Linked DNA regions of Mus musculus: regions 1 and 2 are each linked to region 3. A link is a loop called in an ENCODE intact Hi-C map of the cell type or tissue named here. Cell type or tissue: left cerebral cortex. All regions are shown on one strand.

Region 1 (2,500 bases), 710 kb after region 3:
TGTGTAGTCGGGAGCAGAGGAGGAGCTCCTAGGATGATGGAAGGGAGTCTCTTCGGGAGTAAAGCCTCCCTTCTCCTCTACCTACTGGGGGCCTAACAGGAGTGCCTGCTGCAGGAGTTAACCTCAGGACTTAGCTTCCGCCGCCCCAAACAGGCCTTTGTACTGCCAAGTCCTTGGATTGTACAAGCTTCTCTAACACTGGGAGTCAAATCAGGATCTGCATCATCTGTGTAGCTCCCTCCCACGCCTGAGTTGTCCCTGGCTGGAGGCAGGATCTCTAGACATCTCCCGTTACTTGGGGGGAAGTCAGCAGCCCTGCAGCTGGGGTGAAGTGCTTTCTAGGAAGTTCTAACCCCTATGTGTCTTCATGCCCAGGGCTCTACAGTTTATAATGCCACCATCCGGAACCTATGGCCCTAACCCAATTTCGTTTGCATTTTCATTCCTTTGACCCTAGACCACTAAGCCGGAAAGCGCTGCCTCAGACCAATTAGGATCCCTAGTTATTTCTGAGTATTCCTTTAGGTGAGGCTTTTACAGGCTCTCTTCTGCACCAAGCTTCAGGCCGCTTGGGTCCGTGGGTGTTTCATCTTCCTAATAAAATCCATCCATCCATCTTCCCGAAGAAGCAGATATCCCAGGGCTAGACTAGGGAAATAAAGTAATAACGTTATCGGCCTTCACAGAGCTATTTAAATACAGACCCGGTTGCTGGGGAGATGAAAGGGGGCCCCTTTTGTTATGAAAATGAAGGGAGTGGGGAGGGGTTCTGTTTGTGTTTTGATATGTTAATATGCCTGGAAGCCACCCAGGGTGGGCAGTGCTGGGGAGGCTGAGTCGCAAGGCATATTTATTTGTGCAGTTTAATTTAACAGCTAGGCTACAACGGGAGCTGCAATCGGGATTGTGTAAAGATAATTACAGCCCCATTATTAATCAGATGCCTGCAGGAGATGGCTTGCTAGCTCGCGGCTCCCCGGGCTGCATGCAGATCAGCAGCCAATCTGACACAGCATCTTTGTGGTCTCATTCTGCCATCTAGTGGCTGTTTCAGGAATTGCCCAGGGAAGATCATTCTAATTTGAAGTTCCTTTTTAAACAATGGGACGACATTCTAGAAGAAAAGGCAATTGCTGCAGCTTCTGAAAAGATAAGATAGGGAAAGGTTTGGAATCACATCACCAGTTTGCCACTTTTTAGTGATTCTGAGCTTGAAGTCGGAGAAAGTAACATATTTTTGATTGGATTCTGCCCCCCCCCCTCCGTCCCCCGCCCCGACCCCGGGGAACCTGAGTCTTCTAAAGAGTTCATGAACTATATACATAAACACACTGTGCTTTTCCATTCTTTTCTCTTCCATCTTTCCCGTTCTTCAGCTTTGTATCATGTTTTAGTTTCATTTTTCTCTTGTCTCTTGGATTAAAATCTTGCTTTTGTTTTGCGTTTTTCCCTGAGTCGAATGACTTGGGGCAGGGGGTATAAATCAGAAACAACCACACTCAGTCGAGCAAGGTTGGCATGTCCCTGCATTCCCAGCACTTAGGAAGTTCATGCAGGAAGAGCTGGGGTTCAAGGCTGGCTTGATCTACCCAGTAGAAACCTTACACCTGCCGAGGGTGGGGCACGCCCAGCATGAACTGACTGCAGCGAGGAAAAGGACACCCTGAGCCTCCTGAGGGGGAGGCCAGATGTTCAGCGAATGCTGGGCCCCCACACAGCATGGGAATAATAGAATGGGGAACCAGGAAGAGAGGCAGACACACAGTTAGGTGAATATCCTTTTGATTTGACTCTTGTTAACACTGTCCTTTCAACCCTCCACACCGGCCCATTAAACCCCAAGACAGCAGAGTGGATGGAGGTAGGAGGAGGGGAGAGAGGAACAACCTCCATCTGGGAGGTCACCATGAGGATCAAGGTAGATGTGCAGTCCCATAGAGGCTGCAGACCCAGTTGGAGCCTCCCTGAGAGGTGGCCCTTTTAATAGAACCTTGATTAAGATTGTCTGACAGTTTCATTTCCCTCACATTCCGATCTTTCAGGAATTGAAAGTGAATCCAGTTTATAAGCTGCCCTGGTTCTTAGGACTTTTACTCCTCCTCCTCTCCCTCCTCCTTTTAGATTTATTTATTTTATGTATAGACGTACACTATAGCTGTCTTCAGACACACACCAGAAGAGGGCACTGGATCCTATTACAGATGGTTGTGAGCCACCATGTGGTTGCCGGGAATTGAACTCAAGACCTCTGGAAGAGCAGTGCTCTTAACTGCTGAGGCATCTCTCCAGCCCCCTTCTTTATCTTCCTCCTCCTCCCCCTCCTCCCCCTCCCCTTCCCCCTCCTCCTCCTCCTCTTTTACTTTGCACTCTCCAAACTTATCTTAACTAACAAAATAAGAAGTGGGGGTGGTGGCATGGGGGCAGTTAAAAGAATGAAAACCCAAGCCACACACCAGAGGGACATCTTTTTATAACAGGTCCTGAACCCAGCAATTTACAA
Region 2 (2,500 bases), 250 kb after region 3:
GCACTGAGGAGAGGTGACACCCAGTCAGGAAGTAGTGACACTCACAGGGGCCTGGTGTCCAGTCCCTGGGGCCCACCTAAGAGCCTCAGGACTCCTGGGAAGCGCGGGGTCAGAAAGGGCGGGTTCGCGCGGAGGGCAACTCACTGAGGAGAAGTTGTGCGGGCCACAGAGCTCGCCCCGGTACTTGCAGGAGAGCAGCATGTCCTCCAGCTGGTGGCCCAGACGGTCCATGAAGGCAGCGCTGATGCCCTCGAAGTGGCGCGGCGGCAGGAAGAGGCGGAAGTCGGCCAGCTTGCGGAACCACTGTCTGCGCGGCTCGTCGCCCCGCAGCAGCTCGCTGACCAGCGGGCGCGCGGTGCGGTTGGGCAGCAGCAGTCCTAGCCAGTGGCCCGCGTAGTAGAGGTCCCCCTTGGAGAGGCGCGGGAAGCGCAGGGGGTTGTTGTTGCACACGGTGACAGCGGGGAACGGCAGCTGGCGGCTCCACTCGCGGTGCACTCGCGTGTGTGACGGGAAACTGAGCCAGTAGAGCAGGCGGTTCGAGGACCAGGACAACAGCAAGCCAAGGGACGTGCAGAAGGCCAGCACCCACAGCGCCCGCCGCTGGAAAGAGCCTCCCGCCGCCGTGCGCCCCGCGCACATGTGCCGCAGCCCGTGCAATTTAGTGCGACTCAGGGACGGCCGCCCCCTGCGGGCGACCCCTGGCCCCTGCAGCTCCCGATCGCCGCTCCGGTCGCCCCCGGGCTGCCTAGCTGCCGCCACCGCCGCGGGCGCCGGCTGCTCGCGGGCCATACGGAAGCGTCCCGGGCCGCTGAGCGCGGTCGCCGGCAGCCGGGCTCCGCCGCTCCGGCTCATTCATTCAGCCCGAGGCTGGCGACAGCGGCGGCGGCCCCGGCCGGGCGGAGCCGCCATGGGAGTCCGCAGCAGCAGTGGGAGCAGCAGCAGCCGCGCGCAGCTTGTGCCAGGGAAGCCTGCTCCCGACAGGAGCTCCGGTGGCGCGGCATGCCCTCCCGGCGTCGCCGCCGCCGCCTCCGCGGGCGCTCGCCCGGGACTGAGTGCCGCCTCGGCCCGCCGCCCCTAGCTCTGGCCTCTCCTAACTACCCCCCACCCCCAGGCTCTGCTGGCCCCGAGTCTTCCAGAAGGACGAGAGTCACTGGGCACTACCTCCGGAGGGGCCCCATTGGGAGCCGCCTCTCCAATCCCTGGGCTCTGTGCCCGCCGACCTATCCTGGTCCTGGACCTCGGGGGACCCTGAGATGAGTCCCCCCTGCACGGACTAACCCCAGTTTTTACGCTGATCCTGAGAGAGAGACCACTGGGCCACCATGCCTGGTTTGGCCAGTCCCGGGGACCCCACTAGTCTGGCCCTTAGCCCAGTGGTGCTGGGACATGCGAGGGAAGGCGCCAAGGAACGAGCGCCCCCAGAGGCACTCCGCGGCTCCAGGCTCGGCGGGTGGGGTGGGTGTGTACTGGGGTGAGTGGTCGCCGAGTGGCGACTTGCACCTTCCCTTTCCTCCAGGACCCTTCTTTCTCACGGCTGCCGGAGCTGCTTTCTGCTGAGACGCTCCCAGGCTTCCCCAAGTCCTGAGTCCCGCGGGGTGTCTACTGTCGTCTGGGGCGGGGGCTTCTCAAGGCGTCCTGCGGAAAGCTGCTCGCTGCTGGGCCCCTCCAAGGTTGCTGGTGCTGGGAAACTATCGCTTTTCCTCTCGGCACGGATCGTCTTTAGAAAAACCCGGCTATGCTGTTCCTTGCCTCTTATTCTCTCTGGGAGACGGGAGCTGGGAACTGCGGAGCCCAAGCAACACCTCCTGAGGCTGATCCGGACTCGCTGCTCATCGAAGCTCGCAGCTCCGGTGGGCCCGTCTCCTCTCAAGACTCCAAGTCCACGATGGCGGTGACAGTGGCGGCGGCTGCTCTCCTCTCTCGGTAGCCCGGCCCTCCTCGGGCCCCGGGCGAACTTGGGCAGCAGCCGCGCGAGGCTGGCGCGGCTGGCGCTGCTGGGCTCTGAGCACCTGCTACTGCGCTCGCTGGCCCCGCGGCTCCGGGCGGGCGGGGCGGCGGCGGCCGAGGCGAGCGCTGTGCGCTCCTGGAGACGCGGTTCTGACGCTCCCGGCTCCTCCTTGCTGCATTTTAATTCCTGGCCACTGTGGCCGCTGCACACCAAGCGGGAAGCCTCTTGTTGAAGTTGCAGGGGATGTTGGGGCGGGGGGGGGGGGTTGGGGGCAGCACAGATGTGGTCGGTTGTACCGGCTTGTGGAAGAGATGGAGAGTAGTAAGAATGCTGTGTTTATGTGCAAGCCGTGTGCAAAGAAATGTGAAGGGATGCCTGGGCGTGTGAAATGGGCTGGAGAGAGATGGGACTGTGCAGCGTGGGCACTTGAGCAAGTGTGAGTGCGGTGTCGTGCAGGGGTGTGTGTAGGATGTGAACTGTTTATATGTGAACCGGCGTTTGTGCCAAGTCTTCAATTCGTGAAGCTGCCTGTGGGTTGATGTGCTGCGGCTG
Region 3 (2,500 bases):
AGGAGAGAGATTCAGGTATTGGCTGTGCCTTCGGACGAGATAACCTCTAAAGTCTTTTCAGACCATCAGTTGGAACTCTAGAATGACACAGCAGAATGACCTAAACCCTGCTCTCAACTCCACTGTGTCATGGGCTGCGGTGGCCTCGGGTGTTCTATGGTGTCTTCACTCCCACCCCTCAAGCCCAGATATAAGTCTTCTCATCTGACTTGATAGATTCGGTGCTTCCTGGTCACGGCTATGCTCATTCACATCACATACAGTCCCCCATCCGTTCCTCCGTCCTTACTCTCCACCCACGTCCCTTTCTTTCAGCAAGGTCTCAGGCATCCCAGGCTGGCCTCAGGCTCACGGAGGCTAAGGAGGATGTTGAGGATCGGATCCTTCTGCCTCCACTTGCCAAGTGCTAGGATTTGTACCACCACACACCGTTTTAGGTGGTGCTGGGGATCGAACCCTGGACTTCATAATGCAGGGCAAGCACTTTACCAATCGTGCCATATCTCCAGCTTTAACTCTGTTTTCTTTTCTTTTCTTTTCTTTTCTTTTCTTTTCTTTTCTTTTCTTTTCTTTTCTTTTCTTTTCTTTTTTTTTCTGGTTCTCTTTACCATTTGAGTTTATGGGCCAGAGAAGCTCTGCCTTTCTGGCTAGGAGTTAGGGAGATCGCTTAGTGCTTGCTTTGCAAACATAAGGACTTGAGTGCAAAGCTCACATAGGAAGCTGAGTGTGGCTGTGTGTACCTGTAACTCCAGCACCAGGGGAGTGTGACAAGTAGATCCTGGGAGCTCTCTCTCTCTCTCCCTCCCTCCCTCCCTCCCTCCCTCCCTCCCTCCCTCCCTCCCTCCCTCTCTCTCTCTCTCTCTCTCTCTCTCTCTCTCTCTCTCGTCTATTCACACATGTGAGTTAGAAGGTCACTCGCTCGATCCTGAGGTCAGGTTCTAGGAGAGAGAGCTAGAGAGCTAGGATCACGAATGGTAGAGTTCATGATTATAACAGACGGTGGATGAGCCAGTCAGGAAGAGAGGAGAAACACCAGGATTGAGCCTTGAACCTTGCATTTCCTGACAACCCTGTATCACAGAGCTGGTGATAACTGGCTTAAATTTGTGAGCAAATCAAAGGAAGGTCTGTATTCTCTTTCCCTCGCCCTACACTGCTTGAGGGTCTTTCCACAGGCTTTTCATTTTATATAACGAAGTTTATATAAAGGAAATGACTGCCCCCTCCTCTGTCTGGTGTCATCCCTGTGTACTTCAACCTCTAAAGGGTTCAGACAGTCCCAGACCTAAGGTCTGAGACTTACCAGCAGGTGGCACTACAGCCCGATGTGCTCTTTTGGAGTTCCAGCTGTCCTTAGTGGCTCAAGCTTGTATCTTAGGCCCTGGTCCATCTTTCGGGACCTATCCCTGTTGTATCTGCAGCCCACTGTCTGAGGCTCCAAGTTAGAAGGAGATATTGAGAGGATGCTGGAAGAACTTTGGGCTTGGGAGGAGAGGAAAGGAGAGTGAGACAGGGAGGCCTACCTGGCATACCTGATGGCTACCCAACACCTACCCAACCCTTCTATCAACTTTTTAACTTTCTGCTTCAGGGAGTGGACATGTTGCTCTCTTGAATGGTATCCCTCTAGGTCCTGGAAAACACATCCAGAGTCCATGGCAAGGCTAAGCCCTTAGTCTTGTTCTAGCCTGGCTTCTGATCTCTTCCCCTCATGTTGTGGAGTCCTGGCCTTGTTACGAGGTATACTCTGTGGTTCAGACTAAGCAGGAGTTGACTCAGGCACTGTTGAACTACTGAGTTGGGGGAACTTGAACATGCGACTTGGCCTTTCTGATGTGTCATGCAAGCATGAGCTCCGATCTTGAACCCCTCAGAGTAATGCCGAAAGATTAACCTTGATAAGGGCATATCTGTGTAACCCAGTTGTGACCCTCAGATGATATCTCTCCAGTCCGCTTGACATCACAACGGTATTCTTTGCTGTGAGCAAAGAATTGGGTAGAAAGAATACAAGGGAGGAAGGGTTATGTTAGCTCACACTTTCAGAGGCTGACAGCCTATGACGACAGGGAAGACCTGGTAGAGTGGCTTGGTTCATAGAGGCAGGAGCTAGAGGAAGCTGCTTATTATTGCACGATGCTAAGCAGGAGGCAGGAATCAAGCCAGAAGAAGGGCCAAGCTATACCTCAAGCTACACTCCCCAGTGGCCTCTGTCCAGCAGCAAGGTCTCAGAGGGTCCATAATTTCCCTAAACAGCACCGCCATTTGGAGACCAAGCTTTAACACACATGAGCCTATGGGGACAGTTCCCACTCAAACCATAATAAAGAACTTGTATAAAATGCAGCTGGTGGTTAAATTCTGCAGAAAGCCCACTGGCACAAGATCATGGGACCCAGGGAAGATGTGCGGGTGAGCTGGGACAGGCTCTCTTGTCTCTTCACCTCACCTCATCTTGTCCCGTCTCCTCTCCTTTTCTGCTGCCTCCTTGATCGCAGCT

What was found. Hi-C counts contacts between places; a loop is a spot of excess contacts. Peaks named below come from ENCODE experiments on the same cell type or tissue, not always from the same donor. Only the 100,000 strongest peaks of a DNase experiment are listed, where the experiment ranks them.
Region 1: a loop joins it to region 3, with 4 times the contacts of the local background. A loop is called at or near these places in 9 of 42 quality-filtered maps.
Region 2: a loop joins it to region 3, with 6 times the contacts of the local background. A loop is called at or near these places in 7 of 42 quality-filtered maps.

The regions. Positions count from the first base shown.
Region 1 is chr11:81,612,428-81,614,927 of GRCm38, forward strand. It overlaps a transcript of Asic2 not described here. Among named protein-coding and RNA genes, the nearest start is that of Gm11418, 26 kb to the left of the region's middle. In left cerebral cortex, a CTCF peak has its summit at 1,041 (motif pointing left); DNase peaks (open chromatin) are centred at 207 and 1,018; H3K4me3 peaks cover 1,077 bases; H3K27ac peaks cover 400 bases.
Region 2 is chr11:81,151,614-81,154,113 of GRCm38, forward strand. Asic2 (acid-sensing (proton-gated) ion channel 2) reads right to left here and starts at 1,290. Exons shown (of 10, transcript NM_007384.3): 1 at 145-1,290. The coding sequence starts at 852. It overlaps Gm51910 (a long non-coding RNA gene), which reads left to right. Exons shown (of 3, transcript XR_003949744.1): 3 at 1-120. In left cerebral cortex, CTCF peaks have their summits at 681 (motif pointing left), 1,427 and 2,139; DNase peaks (open chromatin) are centred at 618, 1,388, 2,139 and 2,412; H3K4me3 peaks cover 2,408 bases; H3K27ac peaks cover 2,172 bases.
Region 3 is chr11:80,905,338-80,907,837 of GRCm38, forward strand. The region is part of intron 3 of Asic2 (acid-sensing (proton-gated) ion channel 2); the gene reads right to left. It overlaps Gm51909 (a long non-coding RNA gene), which reads left to right. Exons shown (of 3, transcript XR_003949743.1): 1 at 1-2,500. Among named protein-coding and RNA genes, the nearest start is that of Gm51909, 8.7 kb to the left of the region's middle. In left cerebral cortex, a CTCF peak has its summit at 1,296 (motif pointing right); a DNase peak (open chromatin) is centred at 1,318; H3K27ac peaks cover 272 bases.